Linked DNA regions of Homo sapiens: region 2 is linked to region 1. A link is a loop called in an ENCODE intact Hi-C map of the cell type or tissue named here. Cell type or tissue: dorsolateral prefrontal cortex. All regions are shown on one strand. Links, peaks and the distances in the headings refer to the core of each region. The heading gives the core; the rest is flanking DNA.

Region 1 (4,842 bases), core at 554-4,553:
AAAACAAAAGCCCCGCGCTTTTCCTAAGGAGACATCCTTTGACTTCCTGAAAGTCACTTGGTTGTGGGGATGAAAGTGGTGGGCCAGGCTGGGCAGGGACCTGGGCACAGGGGAGCTGGGCCGGGGGCACACAGGAGGCTCTCCATAAACAAAAGAAGGAGCCCATCGGCAGCCATCCGCTTGGGGCTGGGAGGGAGCGGACAGGTCCACTCCTCGGCAACACCCAGCCTGCTGGTGCCCCTGTCCAAGCGATTCCTAGAGAGCTCCTCTGACTATCACCATGGCTATTCTTCTCCCAGCTCTTAGTGAGGCCCCAGGTGCCACCTCAGCCCTAACCCCCTTGTCTGTACCCAGATGTGGACACATACTCTCCCCATGCATGCCCAGATGCAGACACACCCGTCACCTCTACCTAGATGTGGACACACCCCCCAATGCGTGCCCAGATGTGGACACCCCCCCATGTGTGCCCAGATGCAGACACACCCCCCATGCCTGCCCAGATGCAGACACACCCATGTCACCTCTGCCCAGATGCAGACACACCCCGTCACCTCTGCCCAGATGTGGACACCCCCCCATGCGTGCCCAGATGCAGACACACCCCTGTCACCTCTGCCCAGATGTGGACACACCCCTCCCCATGCGTGCCCAGATGCAGACACACCCATGTCACCTCTGCCCAGATGTGGACACAGCCCTGTTACCTCTGTCCAGATGTGGACACGCCCCCCATAGCTGCTCAGATGCAGACACAACCTCCTCGCTTCTGCCCAGATATGGAGTCATGGGTACCCTGTCCCCCCAGTGGGTCTCTTGTGTCCCCACCTTCTCTTGACCTCTTCTCACCACCACAAGGTGTTGCAGGAAGTCAGGGACTGCGAACAGAGGGACCTGCTGAAGCCGTGACAGAAGAACATAAATTGTGAAGATTTCATGGACATTTATCACTTCCCCAATCAATGCTCTTATAATTTCCTATGCCTGTCTTTACTTTAATCTCTTAATCCCGTCATCTTCGTAAGCTGAGGATGTATGTTGCCTCAGGACCCTGTGATGATTGCATTAACTGCACACATTGTTCGTAAAGCATGTGTGTTTGAACAATATGAAATCTGGGCACCTTAAGAACAGGATAACAGCAATTTTCAGGGAACAAGGGACAATCGTAAAGTCTGGCTGCCTGGGAGCCGGGTGGAACAGAGCCATATTTCTCTTATTACCAAAACGGATAAGATAAATATCGCTGAATTCTTTCCCCAGTAAGGAATATTAATAATTAACAGCCCGGGAAAAGAATGCATTCCCGGGGCGGGGGGGGGGCCCTCTAAAATGGCCACTCTGGGGGTGTCTGCCATATGCAGTTGCAGATGAGGGATGAAACACACCCTGGCCTCCTGCAGTGCCCCCAGGCTTGCTAGGATTAGGAAATTCCAGCCTGGCGAATTCTAGTCAGATGGGTTCTCTGCTCTTGAACCCTGTTAAGATGTTTATCAATGACAATGCAAGCACAGTGGGACATGGAAGTTCATTAGTGGTTGTAGTTTCGCCCTGACCTTGTGATCTCACCCTGACCTTCTGCCTTGTGATCTTCTGTTGCCCTTGGAGCATGTGATCTCTGTGACCCACACCCTATTCGTACACTCCCTCCCCTTTGAAAATTGCTAATAAAAACTTGCTGGTTTTACGGCTCACGGGGCATCATGGAACCTGCTGACATGTGATGTCTCCCCCAGACACCCAGCTTTAAAATTTCTCTCTTTTGTACTCTTTCCCTTTATTTCTCAGACCGACCGACACAGGGAAAATAGAAAAGAACCTACGTTGAATTATCGGGGGTGGGTTCCCCCGATAACAAGGCTCTGCAAGGATGGTGGCTTTCAGTTTCCAAAAATGTTTCCTAAGCATCAGAGCAGGCTTTCGGAGTGGGAGGTGAAGATGTGGCTCTTCCTGGGCCCGAGGCCTCTTCTCCCTGACTGAGCGCAGTGTCTGCGTCTCTCACTGATGACCGCCTTTCTCGGCTTCTGACCAGGACTGTTTTGAGTTCTCAGTCTCTCGCACAGCCCATTTGCATAGGACTGGGGGGACACCAGGTCTTGTAGCTCACGCCTCCCAGTGGCCACCTCTGAAATTGGGAGGCCTCTTGCTGGGAGACACCAGGAGCATCTGCAGCCAGTGCGCTCTTTCCAGAAAGCCCTTTACCTGTGGCTTAGACGGTGCCCTATTTCTCACTGGGAACTGCCCGTCTTTCTGTTCTGAGTGGTGGTTTCCAGGCAGAGCCCCTGCCTGTCTATGCAGTGGGCACTCACTCTGTGGGGACCTCTGGGACTTGTTCACCCCGAGCCTGGGTACCCAACCTGCCCTGGCCAGCAAAGCCCCTCGGTAAATCTTGTGAGATGCTGAATAAACTCCAGCACCAGCTCGGTCATTGGGCCTCTCACGGCCTGTCTAGCAGCTCGTTTGGACCTGCCCTCAGCCTGGCCAGGCCCGCCTCACCAGCCACCTGCCTCAGGCTCCTCTCAGAGGGCTCTGAAGAGCACAGCTGGTTTGAAAGTTAACGGAATTAGTGGTGGGAACTGTGTCCCTCAGGAGGACTTGGGGGCAGGTGTGACAGAGGACCCTGGGGCAGACCTGGATGCTTCCTGCCTTTAACAGTCATCCTGTGCATTGAAATTCAACCCCCAAATTGAAATAACGATGCAGCCAACATGCTCAGCCTTTGTGCATGAAATCCTAGGCGAGCAGAGAAACGAGCTGGGGATCTTCTTGCAGGCTCACAACTGGGCCCCACCCTCTTTTAGGCAGGGGGAGGTTTTAGCCCTAACACCAGCCCCAGAGGGCCTTGCTGAGGCCTTCATGGTCAGCTCGCTGGCTTGGGGTGGTCTGATTAAATGCCAGGCGAAGGCCGTGTGGGCCTCGAGACGGAGGGAGGGAAGAGGGCGTGCACTGGAGACAGCATCTGACCAAGTGAATGTGTTTGTCCCTTTGTTATTCCGGAACCGCTCAGGTGGACCTGACTTGTTTTGTCGCTTTCTTTGGGGAAAGCCAGATGTTTGAGTTGTTTTGTATTGTTTTCCTTCAAGTTCGAGTTGATTATCTCTAATCACATACTTGCAAGCAAACGCTCTTTAATAGAGGCCTATTAATATGCTTTCTATTTTTTGCTGTGCTCAGTTTTATAGATTTCCCCAAGTAAGGTTCATTTTTGCCATTTAAGGAAAGGAAACAAAGACAGAGCTTCCTAATTATCCTCAGTAATTATTTTCAATAATATCCTTGAGTATACGATATCCTCTCGCGTTTTCTGAACAGACTTCACATTCTTCTTCTTTTCTTCTTCCTTTGGAAAACATCGTGACACTCCCAGCTGGCCAGCTCAGCGTCCCTGGAAGGGAAGGGACAACTGAAGTTCACCTCAGGACGGTGGAGCCCACATCATAACTGCACCCAGGTGGCCACAGCGAACGACACCACCCTCCGTGGCTGGGACACCCGGAGCATGAGGTCAGTGAGCCCACCCGGCGCAGGCCCCACTTCCTTTCCTCCCTCACCGAGCAGAACCGGGATGATGGTGGAGCTGATGGTGAGCCACATGCCTTTGGGGGCGCATGGTTTGTCTTTATCTCGTTTTTGTAGGAAATCATAAATCTTCATCTTGTTTCTTCACCCCAAATTAAGCTAGCACATCCACTGCAATGGAACCGGTGCACCTCGGTGGCTGTTTAATGTTCCATATTGATATCTCTGCATTAGCAGGAGTTTATTATGAAAACTAGGAATTGGGGCTTTTGTAACACTGAGCGAGATGGGGACCACAGGGTGCCCGTGTCTGATGAGCCGCTGCAGGCTGACAGCTGCAGTCCCCAGGTTAAGTCTCTCCTGGGGTCGTCCTTGACCATAGCTGTGCCTTCTGGAGACACACCTATAGGGCAATCATATTTTGTCATTTAAGTAATTATACCCAACAGCCAGCAGCTCTAATGGAACAAATAAGAGCGAGTTTTCCGTTCCAGTTGTGATTTTGATAGGCAAAGGAGTGATGGTAGCACGTCTGTTGCTGTGGCAACGGAAGCCCACACAAGCTTTTTTAAGATACAGTTTATCCCCTCAGCACACCATAATTTATCACCGAGCTGAAAAGACGGATGTCATGCAATAACTCGTGTTGATTCCAGGGTGGGGGCACAACTTTAGGTTTAGTTCCAAGGCCCCTCTGAAAACTCAGGGGCTAATAAAGAATCACTTGCCACTTCCTCCTTTGTGCACGTCCGTGCAGAGGGCTTGTTTGGTTTCCTAATCAGAAGCTGGAAACCACAGACTCAGCCCGTGATGAACGTCCTGCTGAAATCCATTTCTCCATGTCCTGTGGTCATCGTGTCCTTTGTCTGCATGGTTTTTTGAAGGATGTGAAGAATTTCAGTATCTGAAAACAAGAAACTCAAAGACTGACGTTACAGACCAAACAAATAAGCAAACAAAAAGATGCCCGTGGCTTTGATGGGTGACATCTGGCAGTGGCCTCATTTTGCCCGTGTTGTGTCTGTGGTGAGGACGTGCCAGCGCAGCACAGAGGGTCCTGGCGCCTTCTCATTGACTGTCATTTCTCCTTTTGCAAGCAGCTTTGGTTTGCATGGAGCCAGGATGCCTTTGGTGCTTTTTTAGGTGGTATGATGCTTTTGTGTGACAGTTACTGGTGATGGAGCATGCAGTAACCTTTAGTTAATACATCGTGCACGTGCGACTGTCCATCTAGTTCCCCGGGAATTTGCCAAGTTTTAAATTTTCTACCTTTGCCTGTTTCCCTTGAAAGATTTAAAAGTTTAGGTATTATATTTTAGGGAA
Region 2 (4,842 bases), core at 435-4,434, 200 kb before region 1:
TCCTTAATCTAGAAAAGCTACCCAACGCAATTACAGCTGTCTTTAAGATTATAAATTCATTGGAAACAAATCAACCTGTACAGCAATGGTGATCCAGTACTAATGTTTTTTTATTTTTATTTTTTTGAGACGGAGTCTCGCTCTGTAGCCGAGGCTGGAGTGGCAGTGGTGTGATCTCGGCTCACTGCAACCTCCACCTCCCGGGTCCCAGTTCAAGCGATTCTCCTGCCTCAGCCTCCTGAGTATCTGGGATTACAGGAACGCACCACCATGCCCAGCTAATTTTTGTATTTTTAGTAGAGATGGGGTTCACCATGTTGGCCAGGCTGGTCTTGAACTCCTGACCTTGTGATCTGCCCGCCTTGGCCTCCCAAAGTGCTGGGATTACAGGTGTGAGCCACTGCGCCCAGCCATGAATTTTAAAAACCTACTTATAGAATTCATGACAAAGCTTAAAAATGTTCAGAAATTCACCCATTCAATAATAAACTTTCTACACAAAATGCAGAAAATGCAATATATTTAAAAAATGAACACAAATCATTTATCTCTATTATATATGATGAAGCAAACTCAATCAAAGTATGCACTGCTTTGAGTAATTTGATCATTTCCAATAATGGCTTTTTAACTAATTAGGCTTAAAAGTATCCATGTATTAATATGATGCTTTTTGGTGCACAGGACTGGCATCTACTCCAACAAAATTCTACTTATGTGCAAGAGCTTTGAATAATATTCAAAATAATTGACTTCTAGAGAAAATATTATGAAGGCAGGCAGGACTTATCACAAAACAACACTGAAATCAAACACATTGTCACTTACGATTAGCTGTTTCAATCCAACAAAAGATTGTTCCACTGAGTCGGCATTTAGGACTTGTCTCTTTGCTGCAGCTTTTTCACCCAGAAAGCGAAGCATCAAGTCTTTAACTGCATCTCCCTGGGAAGAATAGAAGAAAAATATGTCAAGACAATAAAATGTCAACTAAACTCAGCTAACCAGAACCCATAACTAAACACAATTTCTTTTTTCTCCACTGGCTTGTGGAGGTAAAAGTAACGGTTATAGTATCGTAAAACTTCAATTAACCAGAAGCTAAATTAGCACAATCGTTAATAAAATGCATAATTTTAGAATTGCTCTTTATTCTTTTTATTTTAAAAATTATATCTTTATTCACCACTGATCAGAAAGCATGTTCTTTATTCTGAAGAGGAAACGGTAAGTCCTACCGCCTACTACCAGGCTTGTAGTGAGAGGCAAAGCCAAGCCAGCAGAGAGGCCTCAGGTGAGGGGCCTAGGGAGGCCCAGGAGCATGAAGGTGACACTGCTGGGGACCAGGGGCTGCACCCACAGTGGCCAGCCTCGCGCTGGTGCAGGCAGGCCTGAATAGTCTTCCCAAATCTCATCAATGCCTCCATGCTTGCCTGGACCTCCAGGAAAGCCTGGAGGGCTAGGGCTAAAGAAGTTAAATTACCAATGGCCCTCTCTTCAGTGCTGAGGTCACCAGCCAAGCCAAAGGAAAACTGAGACCCCCTTTCACAGCAGGTCCTCGGTAGCCTCGCTGAGCCAGGCCTTGCTCCAGGAGCTGCTGGGCGCACTTCATGCTGCAAGCCAGGGAAGAATCCAGTTGCCTCTGCACGGGACCGTTTCTACTCCTGACCTGACTCCTCTGATTAGAACGATCTTTAGACGGTGCTGAAGAACACTGGACGTGGAATCTGAAGCATGCCACTTGCTTTAAAGGGAAGACACAGAAGGGCAAGGGGAGGGAGAACAGGTGCTTTTGTGTGGCCTGGGGACAGAAGAGATGTGCCAATGACCTGCCCTGAGCAGGGAGCAATCTCACAGCTAGTGTCAAGCCCAGATGCTGGGCGAGCCAGCCTTCATGACCCTCGGGAGTCGGCACAGTTCAGGGGCCCCAGGGAAGGGCCTGAAGTTACCAAGTCTGTTGTATGGGGACAAACTAGTCATCCCAACAGTGCAGAGAAAACTGTCACAGTCCACAGGCCTCAGTGCTGTTTCGGTGGCTGCACCGCAGGCCGAGGGAGAGTCCAGGGTAAGTAAAGGCTGCTCACAGGACACGATGCTCTCCACGGGCGGCAGGAGACGCCTCTCACACACAGCTGGGACCAGGACACAGCCCTGGACCATCTCTCTCCTTTCTGGGGGTGCTGCTGACTGAGGAAAGGCACCTGGGAAGGGGCAGCAGCACTGAGGTCCCTGAAACACCTGAGGCAGGGGCAGCTGGGGGGATAGAGCAGCCCAGGGGGAAAGGGAAGCAGCGCTGAGGTCCCTGAAACGCCAGAGACAGTGAGTATCCTGGGAGGAGGAAGCAGTGGCTCTGAGGTCCCTGAAACGCCAGAGACAGTGAGTATCCTGGGAGGAGGAAGCAGTGGCTCTGAGGTCCCTGAAACGCCAGAGACAGTGAGCATCCTGGGAGGAGGAAGCAGTGGCTCTGAGGTCCCTGAAATGCCAGAGACAGTGAGCATCCTGGGAGGAGGAAGCAGTGGCTCTGAGGTCCCTGAAATGCCTGGAGACAGCAAGCAGCCGGAGCTGGCTGGATCTTCCCTGACACGTGCTCTGGGCGTCTGGCCCGCAGCAGCTGCTGACAGGGACACAGCACAAAGTCCCTGCAGTCTCTCGGGTGAGCAGAAGAAAGACTCAAACTAGGACAACCCCAAGATGGGGGGTGGAGAAAGCCAAGATCTCTCCATCTCAGCACAAAGCTGCCTCCCAGCCACAGAGAAGCTGATGCTCATGCTGCAGGCGGGCCACTGGGAGCACGCAGTGACTGAGGGTGCAGAGAAGCCTGCGTGCCCCCTGCCTGGACTTCACCGCTGGCTCAGATCTCTTCCTATTGTTCTCCTACCCTTTTTTTTTTGGCGGCGGGGCGGTGGCGGGGGGAGCGGGGGAAAGAAAAGCATAGAAGTTGTTTCTCCTAAGAAGCAAGGTTATTTCAATCTTTTGCTATCTTTCAAAATAGTGACACTTAAAAGAAGAACAGAATCTAGACCATGAGAGCAAGAGAATCAGAAAAGCTGCTGACATTGCTTCTCTGCTCTGCTGCCTCCCTTCTACCAGGAGAGATCAACAGCCTGCGGCAGAAGGGGCTGGGTGGCTCCAGGTCATAGGTCTGTCTCTTCCCTGGGTGCTAAACCTGGTGCTCGCAGAGGCCAGCCTCACGTTTTCTCACATTGAGGAAAAGACCTAGGGGCAGCAGTTGTATAATTTCTGCTTTCAGAGCATAAGGTGAAGTACTTCAAATACCAGATCCACAAAATCAGCTAACTGATCTAGCAGCAATAATTAAAAGGCAAAATAAAAGAGTTCAGACACAGGGCCCCATAAAGCTCTGCAAAAATGCAACTCGTCTCAGACAAAGAGCATCTCAGCCAGGGGGGCAGCGAGCTGGGTAAAGAGCAAAATCAAATTGTAATGCCAGGGACGGAGGGCCAATTCAACTCCTCCATCCCCACAACATTATCAATGAGACCATGCTGTGAAAATCTCTTGTCCTTAAAATTCTCTGTTAGTTAATATTTTAGCTACCACAGCAAGTTCCTGAGATACTAGCATATGCATGACTATCAAATATCCCACCAACAGAGGGCCAAGGATGTGACAAGCGTCTTAGGACAAACCTCGCCCTTGCTGTGTGGCTAACTGAAGGTGGTGACAGCGCAGGGAGGTGGAGACGCTTGTACTGCATCTCCTCTAGCCGTTACTGTGCAGGGGAGGTGGGAGGGGGAGGGAACTTCCCCCAGGGCTTTCTAGAGAGCTGTGCTACTACACCTGGGATGGAATCCAGCTAGAACCAATGATTCCTTCAGACCAGCAAGCCATTCAGTGAGGGTCTACTTTATCCAGGGCAAGGTTCAGGGAACACGAAGGAAACACATGAATATATCACAATCTGGGACTCATCGTGATGTCGCCACCCCATTCTCCTGGTCAGGTGCATTTATGGAGGAGCAAGTGGCTGTTCTCACGGCTGACAGGCGGTTAGGGCCTGGCTGCCTTTCCTGCAATGGGGGAATAGTCTCAGTAGTCCCTTCTTGATTTTGATGGTGAAAGACAAAACAGAAGCCAGAGCAGTGGACTGAAAGCGTATGGGCCTTACTGTCTGGGAAGCCCAAAGACACAAATGCTCACGGGGTAGCGCTGCTGAAAGGCAGCAGCCCCTGCACCTGGCACAGAACACGCTGAGCTTTCTGCCACATCGCCAATGCAGAAAGGTGCCTGTTTATCCTGGCAGGGTCTATCCTCTGATCCAGTGTTTGCTTACTCCAGGGAAAAATGAGACCACCTGAACAAAAAAACCACAACAATTAAAACCCAAACCCAAACTCAAGGATGTGGAGCAACTGGAACCCTCACACACCACATCATTGGTGGGGAGTCAACATGGAATAGCCATTTTAGAAAACTGTCTGGCGGGGCCTCAAAATGTTGAACAGAGTTACCACAGAATCCAGCAAGTCCACACCTAGCTATACATCCCAGATCACTGAGAACACATAGACACAAACGCCTGTGTGTGAATGTTCACAGTAGCATTACTCACAACAGCCAAAAGGTAGAAACAGCCCAAATGTCCACCAACTGATGAATGAATAAAAAGCAGCAGTAATTTGCTTCTGTCCATTTCAGGGTAACTGGGACTGGACTGTCTTGATGTGAACAACTGCAACATTGCTCAGAAGAAATCTAACAACTGTCTTCAGACACAGCAAAGGACTGTGACCCAACAGAAGGAAAACATGAGTTGAACTCTTGAACCCAATGGCACTTTTTGGACCACATTGCAGGAGGAGAATCCCAAGCAGGGTTTGG

The links. A loop is a pair of places that touch in the nucleus more often than their neighbours do. Peaks named below come from ENCODE experiments on the same cell type or tissue, not always from the same donor. Only the 100,000 strongest peaks of a DNase experiment are listed, where the experiment ranks them.
Region 2: a loop joins it to region 1, with 2.3 times the contacts of the local background. A loop is called at or near these places in 1 of 110 quality-filtered maps.

Annotation. Positions count from the first base shown.
Region 1 is chr2:3,195,543-3,200,384 of GRCh38, reverse strand. It overlaps EIPR1 (EARP complex and GARP complex interacting protein 1), which reads left to right. Exons shown (of 9, transcript NM_003310.5): 6 at 3,368-3,504. Among named protein-coding and RNA genes, the nearest start is that of LINC01250, 72 kb to the right of the region's middle. RefSeq lists enhancers at 1,251-1,789, 1,953-2,247. In dorsolateral prefrontal cortex, for the core only: CTCF peaks have their summits at 1,916 and 2,131; a DNase peak (open chromatin) is centred at 2,101; H3K27ac peaks cover 1,617 bases.
Region 2 is chr2:3,397,880-3,402,721 of GRCh38, reverse strand. It overlaps TRAPPC12 (trafficking protein particle complex subunit 12), which reads right to left. Exons shown (of 12, transcript NM_016030.6): 3 at 829-945. Among named protein-coding and RNA genes, the nearest start is that of TRAPPC12, 21 kb to the right of the region's middle. RefSeq lists enhancers at 901-1,824, 1,825-2,750, 2,751-3,676. In dorsolateral prefrontal cortex, for the core only: no CTCF peak of the experiment used is centred there; a DNase peak (open chromatin) is centred at 2,601; H3K4me3 peaks cover 1,446 bases; H3K27ac peaks cover 3,311 bases.